Linked DNA regions of Homo sapiens: regions 2, 3 and 4 are each linked to region 1. A link is a contact called in ENCODE Hi-C data. All regions are on one chromosome and are shown on one strand. The core of a region is the stretch at or near the end of the contact, and the rest is flanking DNA. Distances in the headings are between cores, read along the strand shown.

What was found. Hi-C counts contacts between places; a loop is a spot of excess contacts on that map. Pooled maps may share reads with other maps.
Region 2: a pooled map shows a loop between it and region 1 (26-fold over the local background). The contact joins the promoter of SAP30 here to the promoter of MSMO1 in region 1. A Hi-C loop is called at or near these places in 4 of 50 pooled maps.
Region 3: a loop to region 1 is called in a pooled map, with 14 times the contacts of the local background. The contact joins the promoter of GALNT7-DT here to the promoter of MSMO1 in region 1. A Hi-C loop is called at or near these places in 4 of 50 pooled maps.
Region 4: a pooled map shows a loop between it and region 1 (5-fold over the local background). The contact joins the promoter of PPID here to the promoter of MSMO1 in region 1. A Hi-C loop is called at or near these places in 2 of 50 pooled maps.

What each region holds. Positions count from the first base shown.
Region 1 is chr4:165,325,626-165,329,276 of GRCh38, reverse strand. It overlaps MSMO1 (methylsterol monooxygenase 1), which reads right to left and starts at 1,608. Exons shown (of 6, transcript NM_006745.5): 1 at 1,513-1,608. RefSeq lists an enhancer at 1,310-1,579 and a silencer at 1,670-2,009.
Region 2 is chr4:173,369,101-173,372,751 of GRCh38, reverse strand. SAP30 (Sin3A associated protein 30) reads right to left here and starts at 1,798. Exons shown (of 4, transcript NM_003864.4): 1 at 1,255-1,798. The coding sequence starts at 1,569. SAP30-DT (SAP30 divergent transcript) reads left to right here and starts at 2,054. Exons shown (of 4, transcript NR_183973.1): 1 at 2,054-2,460; 2 at 3,142-3,318. RefSeq lists enhancers at 688-987, 691-1,254, 2,338-2,577 and silencers at 1,108-1,487, 1,768-1,937.
Region 3 is chr4:173,167,635-173,171,285 of GRCh38, reverse strand. It overlaps GALNT7-DT (GALNT7 divergent transcript), which reads left to right and starts at 1,634. Exons shown (of 7, transcript NR_134242.1): 1 at 1,634-2,422; 2 at 3,173-3,324. It overlaps GALNT7 (polypeptide N-acetylgalactosaminyltransferase 7), which reads right to left and starts at 2,475. Exons shown (of 12, transcript NM_017423.3): 1 at 2,325-2,475. The coding sequence starts at 2,450. RefSeq lists silencers at 1,097-2,326, 2,557-2,676, 2,747-2,796 and an enhancer at 3,107-3,206.
Region 4 is chr4:158,721,461-158,725,111 of GRCh38, reverse strand. PPID (peptidylprolyl isomerase D) reads left to right here and starts at 1,716. Exons shown (of 10, transcript NM_005038.3): 1 at 1,716-1,908; 2 at 3,629-3,651. The coding sequence starts at 1,824. RefSeq lists enhancers at 1,138-1,722, 1,610-2,089, 1,723-2,306.

The sequences.
Region 1 (3,651 bases), core at 359-2,858:
TTAAAAAATAGAGTGAGGGAGAGAGGGTCAAGGGAGGGGTTTTGCATAGAGAGAACAGCAACTCCAAAGACTCAACCAGGAGATTAGAAAAAATATGAGAATTGAAGCTGGAAAGTTTCCCAATAATGCCTTCCTTACTCCCTTCTAACGATTCCAGATTGTCTTGGGTGATCTTAACTATTTTCTGTTTTAAAAATATGCTGACATCCATCATCTCTATCTCTAGCCCTCTCCCCTAAACTCCAGGATCTAATTATCCAAGTTTACTGGTCATATCCAGTCAGAGAGTTCAGAGGCACATGAACTCACTCAACAGGTCCAAAGGTTCAGTATGTGCTCCTCACAACCCCCGCCCAAATACTAGGCCTCCTTTAATGCCTAATTCTCAGACATAACGTTTTAAGTCTCTCCCATTCTGCTGCCTTAAGTCTTCAAACTCTTACCCAATTTAGAAACACTTGGTTTAGTTAACATTCAGGAATTTACTTTTCACAAAGGAGCGAGGGAATGGATATACTGTTGCTAACCGAACAAGGAATTAAAGAGGAGAGGGGAAACAAGGTCTTGGAAAATTGAATTTCCTTTTCCTTTACTCATTCTTGGGCAACCTAAATGACTGGAAGCCTGTTCTGGAACAGGTTGACTAGATAAATTTAGTTATTTGTGGATTCTCAGAAACCTTGAAGTTTAGCTGTCAGCCAGTCTCTGTCCTTTGGCACTTTAACACGGATTTCACCAGCTCCTTCATTTTCTGGACTTGCCCTGCCTCCAAGCTTGCCCTTCCTAAACCTTATTTCTAAGATGCAATGCCACGATCTATATAAATTTAAACATCAGAGATAACCTCCTTAAAACACTCAAAGTTCAAGGGAGTGCTTGCCCTAAGCATAAAGATCAAGCCCCGCTGTGATTGATGCACACGAGGCCCTTCCAGACTTCTTCACTCTTCATTTCTTACATTCTCGCCATCCTACACTTCACATTTTTGCAGTATCTGATCACTCATGGTTGCTACTGCTTCATTCCTCTCTGCCCACGGAAATATCGTTCCCTTACAGGTGATGTCCTCCCATTCAACTCCTAGTCATCCTTCAGTAACCTCCTCTCGGACGCCCTTCCCAACCCCACTACTCCCAAAGCACACTACATCTTACCTCCTTCTAGTGGTTCCTGCTTTTGTATAACTTTCGCCAGCCTATCACCCTGTGCTGCAACTATCTTCTACGTCCTGTCTCCCGAAGACAACACATTTTAAAGGGCAAGAAACATGCCCTAGCCTAGTTCCATCACTTAAGAATTTCACTCCGTTTTCATCCTTTCTAGCACGTACCTTAGCCTAGGCCCACCTTCACTCCAGTCTCCTTCCGCCCCGTCTCGGGTACCACTGCCAGCGTCCCGCCCAGCGCGTGCATCCGCACCCAGAACCCGCTCCCCTCGATCTCACGGAGCACCGGGTGGGAGCCCGCCTGCTCCCCCTTCCTCGCTCATGAGCCACTCCTCCAACCCCCTCACCTGAACGGCCGCGAGATGACTGCCGGCCACCGACACCGAGGACTCGCCAGGTGTTCCAACCTCGGAACCTGCCTCGCCTGGCTTGGGGGTGGAGCCGGGTGGGCCAGGCGGCCCGTCCTGTCGTTATTGGCCTGCGAGAGCTCCCGCCCCGCCTTCTCGGCGCGGTGATTGGTCTGTGCAGTTGCCGACATCGTGTGACTCGCGCGAACGAGCTCCTGGCGGTCCCAGCCATTGGCTCCGCGGATGGAGTGAGGATAGTGAGACCTGCAGAGCCAGCCAATGGTCGGCACCGCGGAGCGCCCGGAGGCGGGGAAGCGTGAGAGCGCGCCACGGCGTGAGGGGGCGGGCACAGACGGATGGCCGCCTCGCCCTGCAGCGCGGAGTCGCCTTGGCAACTGCGGTCCCGGCAGATTCCCAGTGAGAGCCTGCGCTGTGCGGGGGAGAGTGTCGCGCCGGCCGCCGTCCCAGGACTTTTATTTCAAATGTGACCTGTGTAGCAACCGCAGTTCCCAAACCCGGGAAGAAGAGAGTATAGATGAGTCTTAAAATCTATGTTGACTGTTTTGTGTTTCCAGACACCCTTGCCTTCCTTTTTCTGGTCTACCATTTAGATTTAGATCTTTCGTCTCCCTTGTTTCCCCAGCCTACGTATCCTTTAATAAATTCCTGCATTTTGAAAACGGAGAATTTCAAATGCGATTATCGTCATTTTGCAGATGAGAAATAAAGGCTGGGAAAGATTTAAAAAGATTGAACATCAAGGGAGAGTTCGGCTCCCAGGACCTTGACCTCGCTACATGGGCAGAGAACGCCCAGGTGTTGTTGCAATTGTTGTGCTGGACGATGAGTGCCCGGGGGCGGGGGCGGGGGCGGGGGCTTGACGCAGGTCTTTGCAGCTCTAAAGCTCAGTTTACACCATCTCTCAACATTAAAATATTGTGTACTGGGGTTTAATAATAAAACTGTACAGATGTGATAATATACTAAAACTTTCACTTAACGGAAGAGGTGCCTTTAAAGAAAAAACCGCACAGGGGCATCATTTGGGCTAGTGAAGGCCCTTTTTCCTCCTTCTTTATTAAGGTATAATTGACAAAAATTGTGTTTACGGCGTACACATGTTTTGATTATGTGTATATTGTGTCAAATATATACAGCTTCTGAAAACAGAATACTATTGTTTCATTCCTCCATGCTTTTGCTCAAACTGGCCCTTCTGCCTGGAATAATCAGCCATCTCCATGCCGCCCCATCAATTCAGGTACTATCTCCTTGAGGAAGTTCCCTCTTGAAAAGTGTCTTTTTTAGATTCAGTGTGACCTGTACTTATTCGTCTATCCCTCATGTTTGGCACACACATTCTTTGTAAAGTATCATGACAGCGGTCACGTCAAATGAAAAGAAATGGGATCTGTCCCTTGGTTGTCAGAGTCAGCCCTGTCTTTAGGATGCCTTTACAGTGGTGTCTGAAACCATGCCTATATACTTTATGAAGTTAATCTGGGAAAAAGGGGTGGGGGGAACGAAATTAAACCAAGCTTGCAGCACACTGAGGATTAATAATTAGGTCAGCTTGCTGTCTGACCCCTTCCTCATAATTGTTTGCCTATTGCTTCAGAATCATGTAGACTCTGTTACAAGGTTATAGTTTCCCCTAACTGCTCTATAGACAACAACTTGAACATTATGAAACGTTAAGTTTGTGCTTTGAGATAACCTTTCAGGTCCTTCGTACTGATGAAACTACTGACTCAGCTGGTCTGACAAGGAGCTGACTCACCAAAGAATGCAGTTCCCACATCCTGATGGTTTCATTCCTCCTTACCCCAGCCAATCGAGGACCCTAATTTTCCAGCCCATTGCCCTCCAGGATCCCCTTAAAAGCCCCAGCACAGAACTCCTCAGAGAGATGAATTTGAGGGTTTCCTCCCATCTCCTCTCGGCACCCTGCCATCACTAAACTCTTTCTCTTCTGCAAACCCTGCTGTCTCAGTGTATACTGTGCAGTGGGCATATGAATCTGTTGGTCCTGTAGTGGATGCTGTGGCACACCACCCAGATCCCCCTCTTCAAGACCTAAGCAGGCATTCCTCCAGCTGCTGAGTACTGCCAAAGAGAAGCACCTCTCCCCACGGGTAT
Region 2 (3,651 bases), core at 549-3,048, 8.0 Mb before region 1:
GTTGAATTTTTAACTGATGAGGGGAAAGATGATGTTGCTCACAGTTTTGCTACTTGACAGTACTTTCTCTACTTAAAAGAACAGCATATTTTAGTAATATAATGTATGCTTTCCAGTCTTTCTAACTGAATACCCAAATTATAGTCCAGATACAAAACCATTCGTTTTCACAAATGAGCCATCGACTTCAAAACTATATTTAAATTTCAGTTATACATTTTTCTGAATATTAAATCAATGTATTTATCTATAACACATTTTTCCAAAACAATCTGAAATTATGCAAGTTCACCTGAAGAGTTTCTCATGGATAACACTGAAAACTGTTTAAACGGGCAAAAAGTGTCACAAATAAACTTTTCAAAAACTTTAATTACATATACTCCTGCGAGCTGTAGACTAGCATTTGAAACAAACACGGACTGAGCTAACAGGCTTTTACATTTACTTCTAAGCCAAGCGCAAGATAAAAATATGCAGGACTTGTGGTAGGTTCTCGATACCATGTTATTCATTTACCGCTAGCCAGATCTCCCAAAAGTAGCAACGGCTGTTTCTAAAAACCTCATAGATGGTCAAACGAAAAGACGTGCAAAAAATCCTGATGGCTGCCAAGGGGATGGCAAAACCGCAGAGGCTACGTGCTCCCCACCATCGGAGTAGCTGCCCTCGGAGCTGACAGCGCAAACGCCGTTTACAACCCCGGCTCACTGCCAGGCGGCGGGTGAGCTCGGCTTCCCTCTCACTCCGCTCCGGAGGAGACGGAACACAGAAAAGAACAGGATCTTCCTTGTTCGTGAAGGTCCTCCGCTTTCTCCTAGACGACGGGATTTAGTACCGCCTGGGGCCAAACACCAGCTTGGGCAGCAAAACAAAGGCGCCTCCATTCCAGAAGAGCTGCCGGGCTGCAAGAAAACTACTCTGGGCCCTCAGTGCGCCGGTCCCCTTTGTTTCGTGTCCCGGTCGCAGAGGAGAAGGAAGAGGGAAGACTGCGCGGGAGAGACGCAGGCAGCGGGAGGTTGGGGGCCAGGGTGGGAAAGAAGAGGGGAACGACAGCCTGTGTGTGGTGTGTGTGTTGGGGTGGCGGTAGGAGTTGCAGCGACTTTGTTATTTGCTTCCAAACACAGACTCCACGAGACCGCACTGCAGCCAGTGCGGTTGTCTGGGGGACCCCGCCGACAACCCGTGCCTTTGCCCGGCTCCTGGGGCCCCACCGAGGGGCGGGAGGGCAGGGCGGTCCCGCGGTTTACTTACGCTCTTATCCAGCTCGATCTTCACCTTCTTCTGGGAGATGCTCTTCTGGATCCTCTTGCTGAAGCTGGCGTTGCCTGCCGCCCGGCCGCACCGCTCACCATCCTCCCGCAGGCAGCACAGTTGCCCGGGGCCCGGCCCGGCCGCCCCCGGGGGCCCAGCCGCTGAGACCGCCCCCGCGCCCGGCACCTCAGCCCCGGTGCCCGCGCCGGTCCCGTTCCCCGCCGAGGCGGCGGCGGCCGCGGCAGCGACCACTGCGGCCACTGCGGCGGCCGCATCCCCGCCGCGGCTCATCTCGTCAGGCGTGAAGCCGTTCATGTCTCCGAGCTCCCGAGGCCGGCGCTGACAGAAATCCCCTCTCTCCTGGCCGCTCCGCCTCTCTCCGCTCCGGCAGCGGCAATTCACTCTGCACACCAAGTTAGACAGCGGCACGGCCAAACACCAACTGTCCCGGGCCTGCTGGTCTCTGCTGGCACCGAAACAGTGGACAGTGCTGAGGGCCGGGACGCAGACTCGAGCGTCTCCTGGAGCGGGGACCCCGCTCACTGTCACATGGGGACTTCAGCAGTTGGACCGCTACGCCTCCGCCTCCCTCCGGCCCCGGGACCTGCGCAAGCGCGACGCGCCCCCTCCCGTCCCGCCCCTTTCTTTCTGCCGCGCGGCCCCATGGGAATTGTAGTTCTCTGCTGCAGAGTCAACCTGAGCTCCGCCCTGACCCCGCGCCATGAGGGACGGAGGAACTACTAATCCTAGCATGCATAGCGCGGCCACGGACCCACTTTTTTTTTTTTTTTTTTTTTTCAGTACCGGGAAAACAGGAGCGTGTGATTGGGGTTTACAGTGTTTTCTCTCGCTCTCTCTGTTTCTAGGGAATTCGGGCTGTGTTTAGCTGCTGGAATATCGTAGAATTGGTTTTCAGAGAAGTTCCTCGACTCCTGAGGCGAAACATAAAGGGATGGGAGTGGTGTGGGAAGTGATCGTGTGGGGAAAAAAAAGTTTCGAGCCCGTTTCGCATTTGTGGAGACAGAGTTTTTGGTGTGACCACTCTTTTGTGGGAAACCCAAACCAAGGAGAACTCAGGAGAATTGGCGCTCTTCGGTCCTGGAGGTTCCGCAGCTAACATCCCGGCTTGACCAACTATCGAGGCCGCAAATTAATAGGGCACCTCCTGGGAGGAAAACGCCCATCCTGACTTCTCAACTGTGACAGGTCCCCCTCACAAACGCCTTGCGGGGGGGTGGGGGGGCGTTTCTAAACACTTGCATGTTCTTACAAGGGAAATGTTTTTATTCTTGGGCGCACCAAGTTGGCCGCCTCCTGAGGTGGAGTACGGACCAGTTGACAACAGGGCTCCTTTTCACCTCCACGCCCAACCTTTTCCATTTCTCCTCAAACGGTTTTGGAGAAGGGCGGAGTCATATCATTTTAAAGGAAACTTGGAACCTCACCAATACAAACGCTGGTCGAATGTTCCCAGAAACTTCCCTGCATTAGCTCTACCGGGCGCGGGGAGCAGAAAGCGCATTTCCTGAGTCCTGAAAAGCGCGTGCGCGCCTGTGTGCTGCCGGCGTTTGGGCGCGCCTGCTTGTATGTATGTGTTCGCGGGCGCGCGCGTGTGTACGTGTGTGTGCGCGCGTACGCGTGTATGTTCCTGCGCGCTTGCGGGGACGTGCTTGTGGAGGGCGGAGAGAGGGATGGGCGTGGCTAATATGAAAGCTGCATCTTTACTAGTTAGCTACCATGCGTCATTATTTATCAAAAGATATATGCTGCTTAAACACAAATACGTTTTAAAATATATTTTAGGCAGTAGGGTTTTGGGTTTTTTTTTTGCAAGTTCTTTTGGTGAGTAAATTTAGTGATAAATGATTTTTTTTTCTTTTGAGACAGTTTGCTCTGTCGCCCAGGATGGAGTGCAGTGCAGTGGCGCGATCCTGCAACCTCCGCCTCTCGAGTTCAAGCGATTCTCCTGCCTCAGCCTCCCGAGTAGCTGGGATTACAGACGCGCGCCACCCCACCCAGATGATCTTTTTAAATGCAAAATGCCATCGACGCAGAAAATCAAAGGTATCCATTGTATCTGTGCGTTTGAGTTCTAGGATATGACAAAGAAAAACAATTTAAATATTACGTAAATTCAGTAGGAAAAAGAAAGATGATGACTGATAAGTACATTGTGTACCTCCTTAAGCTGTGCTGTCCAGTAGGCTGTCCTCTAGCCATATGTGGCTACTCAGCACTTGAAATGTGGTTGAGACGGAAAAACTGAATCGTTAATTGAATTTGAATTAAACAAAAACCAAAAACCTGATGCTCGATTCAATTGTTGGAATACTTTTAAGTGTGTTTGCAACAACTCAGATATATGAATCTGTTTTTCCAACTTAAATTTTATGAACT
Region 3 (3,651 bases), core at 385-2,884, 7.8 Mb before region 1:
AGAAACTCAGGAGTCAGAATCCTCCCTACAGGATTTGTCCTTCTAGCACTGTACCTTAAAAGCTCCTAGGTTAGTCTTTATTAAAGGAAGGCAATAATCCCTTATTTATGCTCTTATTATTTATAAGCTACACTTTAAATTGCTTGTATTACTATTTACCTGGGAAGCCAATAAAAGGGTCTTTCTTGCTCTTCTGATACCTAAGCATTCCTCTTAATGTTAATTATGTTAAGTCTTTAAAATCTACCTTTTGTTTTTGACAAATGACAGAAATTACACTGGATCCACTGAGAAACTTTATCAAGTACACTGAAACAAACAAAAAATCAAGATATCATCACCTTCTTTATCATCACCATATAGTACTGAAATGGGCATTATGGCCCATCCTTTGTTTGCACTAATAAAATATTCCACGAGTTGGCAAGTGATGCTGATGTTCCGCCACCTCTTTAAAAGATCATCAGAAGGGCGGGACATTCTGAACCTAGCTAGTTTTGTCAGTTTTTCGTCAGTTTCTCTACCAGAAAATAGGGGGTTAAACATTTCTAGCTACATGTAAAAAGCCATTTGATGACTTAAAACAAATATCCTCAATTGCAATATTCAGTTATCCTTTGTCAATAAGTCATATTGAGAGCAAAATTATAAAAAGATCACCATCACTCCATGAGCTGAGAAGCTTAAAACCGCAAATGTACTGAAAAGGAAAACTGATACTTTTTATTACCATCAATTTAGATGACTTAGATGGGAATCTATCCCAGATATTACAAAGGGATTCCACTGCTGTAGAGACTTCAAATACTAAAACTTCCAGATTACATCTAATCTCATGATATAGGCGAAGAGCTGATAATGGGATCTCCTCCTAGGATTCTTACTCTTGAAAGGACGCCACAAGCCTTTTTGCCCAACTTCTTGATGCTAACTTTCCAGAAGGAAAGTTAAATAAACATGACATAGAAGCGATGCTCATCACACTTGCAAAAAGCACTTTACAACAGAGAGAGCGACTCGACTCCTCCTGCAGCCCCGCCGCCTCGGCGGTCGTGAGCCCCTCATACCCTCTCCTACCCCCACTGGCAGCCGGCCCAGTTGGCTGTCCCAGCGGGGAGGAGGAAGCAGGTGGTGCAACGGTTCATCCGGGGGGAAGCAGGTCAGGGTCGGGGGCGAGGCCGGTGCGCGCCGCCCGCTGCCGGGTCAGGGAAGCCGCAGTGCCCGCGGTCCCTTCCCCGCGCGGCGCGGCTCCGGGTAACTAATGTTCCGAGGCGCCTGACTAAACCCTCCAAATCCAAGGAATGTCAGCGCTAACACTCGCGCCCTGGGCGGCAGACAAATGCGTCCCAGCGGAGCCGCCGCGAGCTCCGCGCCGCCGCTCCCCTCGGCGTCGGCCTGAGCTAGCCGGCAGCCGGCGCGGGGCGGCCGGGCGCCGACACAAGTTAGTTTTCCGGCCCAAGCAGCCCTGCCGCAGCCAAGGAAGAGGAACTGCTCCTCTTCCCCCGGATAGCGCCCGAGCACTGCCACAGCAGGGGCTTCCCCAGGCGCTGAGGGCTGGGGGCGGCGGGCAGGCGGGGCGGGGACGCCCCTCCGCCATCTCCGGCCAACCGCCCCTCCCTCGCCCAGGGACGCGAGGGGGACCGGCGGTCCGGGCGAGGCCTCGGCCGCGCATCGCACCCCGGCTCCCCGCCGCCGGAGTTGAGGGGGAGGCGCGCTCTCCGTAAGAGCCGGAGGCGGGGCGCCATCGCCCTCCCACTCCCCGGCGGGCGGGCCGGGGGAGCCCGGGGCTGCGAACACCCCCAGACGGGCGGCTGCGGGAGGGGAGGCTGGACCAAGGGGCCTGGTCCACCGGACCAGCGGTGGCGGCATCGGCATCTCGCCTCCTTCAGGCCTGCACGCGCCACAGGCCGCAGCCTGGACCAACCCCGCGTCCCCGGGCCGTGAGCGCTGCGGTCCCGGCCCCCCAGAGCGGGACGCCGGGCGGCCGCAGCCCCCCGGACCCGGCTCTCCGCCCGCTCCGCCCGCAGTCCCGGCGCGGAGAGCGGCCGCCCGAGCCGCTGCCGCGGCAGCGCGGGTGTCGGCGACGGAGCCCGGGGCGGGGAAGAGCGGAGGAAGGGGCGGCGAGGGGGCGGGCCGGCGGCGGCCAGGGAGGTCGGAGTGCGCGGGGCTCGGCACCCCCTCGGCCCGCGCTGCGCCAGCACCACCTGCGGAGCTGCGGTGCCCACGCCGTGCCGCGACCCCGCCGCCCCTGCTCCCTCCACACGCGGGCAAACAAAACAAGTTGCCGGTCGCTGCCGCCGGAGGGGGCCGGGCGGGTCACTCACCCTCATCCTGCTCAGCGGGCTTGGGTCGTCCGGCCGCGGGGTCAGGGAAGACCAGAGGACCACTAGCCCCAGGAAGCTTCCCACCACCAGCAAACTGCGTAAGATGAACCCAATCTTCAGCCTCATCTTCCTCCGGCGGCGAGAGACTCACAGCCCGGCGCAGCCGCCGCCACCGCTCTCCCCTCCCTCCTTCCCCCTCCTCCGGCTCTCCTCCCCCTCTTTCCCCCACCCCTACCGCTACGGCTGCCGCCCTCTCCGCTGCCTGCCCTTTCCAGCTCCAGATCCGGAACTCCCCTCGGCTACACCTTTCCCCGGGCTCTTCCCTCCGCTCCTCCCCGTGGCCCCCTCCCCTCTGGCGGCCACCGCAGAGCTCCGACTGACCCGTGTGCCTCGCTCTGCCAGGCTGCCTTCCTCTCTACCTGCCCCCTTCCAGATCCGCAGTCCCCTGCTCTCCACGCGAGCCCCCTTCACAGTCCCTGCTACCTTGTAACTAACTTGCACTTTTCCCGAGTCCGGTTCTTAGCCTTTGCCCTGCAGCTCAGCTCCTTAAAGCTTTCAGATCCCCAAACTTTTATTGTAATTATGGACAATAACTCCGTCCTTAACGCCTGTGCCCTCCGGGATCCCGTGGCCCGCCGCCCCCTCCGTTGGACCTGGAGTCGCTCTCGTCTGCACCTCTCCCTTAGACCCACTTCCCTGAGCCCCTTGTCGAGAGGCTTTCAGGAAGCCAACCAGGAAGTGGGACTACCGCTGCTGCTGCAGCAGCTCCACGTGGCTGATTTATAGCTGAAGGGTTTTTTTTTTTCCTTCTTATTGATTGTTCTTGCTTTTTCACACGGCTCCTTAAGGTGGTGAATTTGTAACCGAAAGGCCCAGGTGAGATGTGCAAATATCACTGGATTGGAGGAGCTCACTTGGAAAGCCAGTATTCCTCCTGAGCTAATGAAAAGAAAGGCTGTCGTCTTATGCCAAAAGCAATACCAACCTTGTTCACGGGCTGGTAAGTTTCAAATCCAAGGACCACGGATTTCAACTCCACCCTCATTGCGTCCCTCAGATCTGATATTTGCCACTTGATTTCTGCTTTTCAAACGCCTTTTCTGCCTGTGTTACCTAAATTACACAGTAAAGGATATTGGCAAGTGTTTAGCCAAATGCCCCACCCTGAGGAAATAATTTTTCTGCCCATATCTCCCAATAAAGATGTCTATGCCTTTATAGCAGAATGTATGTAATTACATTATCAGTGTACTATATCCTAAACTGCTAATTTAAATTTAAGTCGAACAAAACGTTTTAAGATTTTATCCTAAGTTTTTTGGGGTTT
Region 4 (3,651 bases), core at 467-2,966, 6.6 Mb after region 1:
CACAACCCAACCCACTTACCTGACTCCAGGTTATTTTAAAACAACTTCAGGCACTATAGCATCTAATTTTCAGTAATTTAAAAAAGAGTGTATAAGAATGCTTTAGAGATTACAAGGCAAATGCTTACACATTATCTTTTTCCATTCTCATACCCTGTTCTTTGGCACTTTACCGAAAAGGAAATGAGAAGGGTTCAGAGAAATTAAATGACTTTTCTTTGGTAACATGCCTAGTATACATGTAGTCAGAACTTGAAGCTTTTGCTTTTTTTTTTTTCTTTTTTAACATCAACTTTCGTGCTTAGTCCAGTGTATAACATCACAGGCAAATTCAAATTGAGAATAGGAATCAGTTGTTCTTTAACCGTAACCCTTCTAACTTTTACTTATCCTAAGACCGGGTAGCAAGTAGGGCAGGAGCCTTCATCTAGAGGGATGGTGACAGCTCTGATAGGGGAAAATTAGCACTGGTCTTTCCTTCCAAAAAGCCACTCTGGCTGCTGCTGTTGACACAAGGCTCCTGGCTTTTGAGACATTATTTGAGTGCTGGATTCCAATACTTTTTACTTTCTCATAAGAAAAAAAAATGTGAAGCATCTAAGGATATCTCCTGCCTTATTGATAAAGTAAGCCTCAGGCTGAATCCAAATTGCTGAGCTCCAATAGAACTACAGGGCAAAGCATCTACACAGGGAATTGCCACTCTTCTCCAAAATTAGGCTTTATTAAGAGGCAAGGCTATGTTCTCCTCATATATATGTGTGTGTGTGTGTGTGTGTGTGTGTGTGTGTGTGTGTGTAAAAAGTAAATGTTTTACACAGATCCCCATAAGGGAAAAGTGGGCTATAGTAATACAGTATTTTTTTGTTTTTCTTTTTTTTGGGGGGGGGGGGGACAGTTTCGCTCTGTCACCCAGTCTGGAGTACAGTGGCGCGATCTCGGTTCACTGCAACCGCCGCCTCCCGGGTTCAAGCGATTCTCCTGCCTCAGCCTCCCGAGTAGCTGGGACTACAGGCAAGCACCACCACGCCCGGGTGATTTTTTTTTTTTTTATTTTTAGTAGAGACGGGTTTCATCATGTTGGTCAGGCTGGTCTCGAACTCCTGACCTCAAATGATCCGCCCGCCTCGGCCTCCCAATGTGCTGGGACTACAGGCGTGAGCCACCGCGCCCCGCCAAATACAGTTTTATCAGGAATCAAAACTGTGCTCTCTTCTGGACTCTCAGCTTTAGCTGTTTGGAGCGTTTAGTCTAAGCCTTACCACTTACATTGTAATGTGAAGATCAAATTGTAACGACATGGCAATAATAAGGCTCCTATTGGTTGGGTACCACCAGTTTATGCCAGGCATTGTACTGATTCATGTCTTTAATCCTCAAAACGACCTTCCGAGGTCAGCGTTTTTATTCTTTTTCCAGAGGAGCAAACTGAGTTTCTGAGAAGTCACACCCAACTTGGTGGCAGAGCTGACGCTGGCATGGGGTTGACTCCAAAGCTCTCTACGCCACGAGGGTGGGAAAGACAACGAAACACAAGCGAGAAGAATAATGAGAACTGGGATCGCAACTTCATTAAATGAGAAGCCAGGAACAGGTGGCGGAGGGCACGCGGTTCGCTGCACGGAGTCGCTCAGGCTCTTTGAAACACCGCGCGGGGGAGCGGGGCGGTGCCGGAAGTCAGGCCATGGCTTCCGGTTCTTGCGTCGGAAGTGGCCGGTCAGCGTCGCTGCCGGTCTCCGGCGGAGACGGACTCTGGAGTTTGGGCGGCCCGGGCGGCCACTAGGTACTCTGATATTCCGTACTAAACACGTCTGCAAGTCAAGATGTCGCACCCGTCCCCCCAAGCCAAGCCCTCCAACCCCAGTAACCCTCGAGTCTTCTTTGACGTGGACATCGGAGGGGAGCGAGGTGAGCGGAGTCTGACGCTCGCGGAAAAGCCCCGAGGAGGCGGGGGTTCCCGGGATTTGGGGGATTCCAAGGGCGGAATGCGGCTCCGGCCGGTGACTGCTCAGTTTCGCGGAGGGGATGGCTGCCTAGGCTGGTCCGCCGGAGCAGGCCCGGAGATCTAGGGCTAGATCGATCCAGCGCCCTTGTATCAATGCCATCGGTGGTGCGGAAGTTTCTGGAAATTTCTAGTTCGGGAATTGTGGCGTCCTTTAGGTTTGCCTCCTGATTTGGTGGCACTTCCACGCCACCTTTGCACTACCAAGTTAGCATGAAATATTTTATGTTTGCAATGGGACAGTTCGGAAAGCATATCCTGGGATATGCGTCTGCTGGGCCCCAGGAAACTATATTTGCCACATGAGATAATATATCAGCACGTGCTGTGTTATTTATACGTTAAAGGGACTTGTTTGCTCATTGCTTTTGCCTTATTACTGATTCTTAATTTAGAGGTCCGTTCAGATGAGCAAACATTTTCTCTTAATTTGCCATTGGGAAAATGCGCTCAACGTAGTGATGGTGTTGCCTAGGTTACATAGCCGCTCAGAAGTTCCTAAGGCCTGGTGAATTAGGGAGCGTGTTGCTTTGTAACTGGATTGGCCTTGTTCTGGAACACGTTGGAATTGCTGGCCAGGCAATGTGTTTGAATGCATGTACAGGACACACACACGTTTACACGTACATTCAGTTTGTTGCAACTAGCTAGGGCTAGGTTTAATCTCACCTGTCTTAGCTGCTATCTAGAGGAGGAATTTTTACAGCTTTTGCTTCAGAGGTTGCATGAGGCAGTTTGCTCAGAGCACAAAGGCTGCAGGTATACGTAACACGTGGCAAGTCCGCCCACCCAAAGACTGTTTAATTTTCTCCCGTTGGTTGCTTGGTGATTGGAAATTCTCAGTACCTCTTGAAGAAATTACTCAGGATTTAAAACTATTTGTATTTAATGATATCTCTTACATGGTGCTAATCTTTTGGCTACTATAATTGGTTATGATCCTTAGTGTAATGTTTCAAATCTGTTTATATACATACATGACAGTAGGTAGACTAAATTTGAATATTAGAATAAAATAAGATTCACTAATTCTAGTGAGTATATTCAAAGGAAATGAAGTTTGTATGTCAAAGAGGTATCTGCACTCCCATGTTCATTGCAGCATTATTCATGATAGCCAAGATAATGGAATCAAACTAGGTTTCCATCTACAGATGGATTTTTTTTAAAATTTGATATATGTGCACAGTGGAGTACTATTCACCCATAAAAAATAATGAAATCTTGTCACTTCTGACAACATGAATTAATATGGAGGACATTATGTTACATGAAATAAGCTGGGCACAGGAAGACAAGGCATGATCTCACTTACATGTGGTTTCTAAAAAGTTGACCTTGAAGTAGAGAATGGAATGGTGGATTTCAGGGGTTGGGTAGATGTTGATCACGAGAGACCTAATTTCAGTTAGAAAGGGGGAATAAATTTAAGAGATCTATTGTATAACATAATGACTATAGTTAGTAGCAATGTGTTGTGTTCTTGAAATTGCAAAAAAGAAAAATTACAGTAAAGGGGAACTTGGTAATTCATGATTGATCTGCTACCATAATTATACCAACCTTCTTTTTATCATTTGTCTATTTGGTTGTTTTGCATACTGACAAGATTTTCTTTTCTTTTAGTTGGTCGAATTGTCTTAGAATTG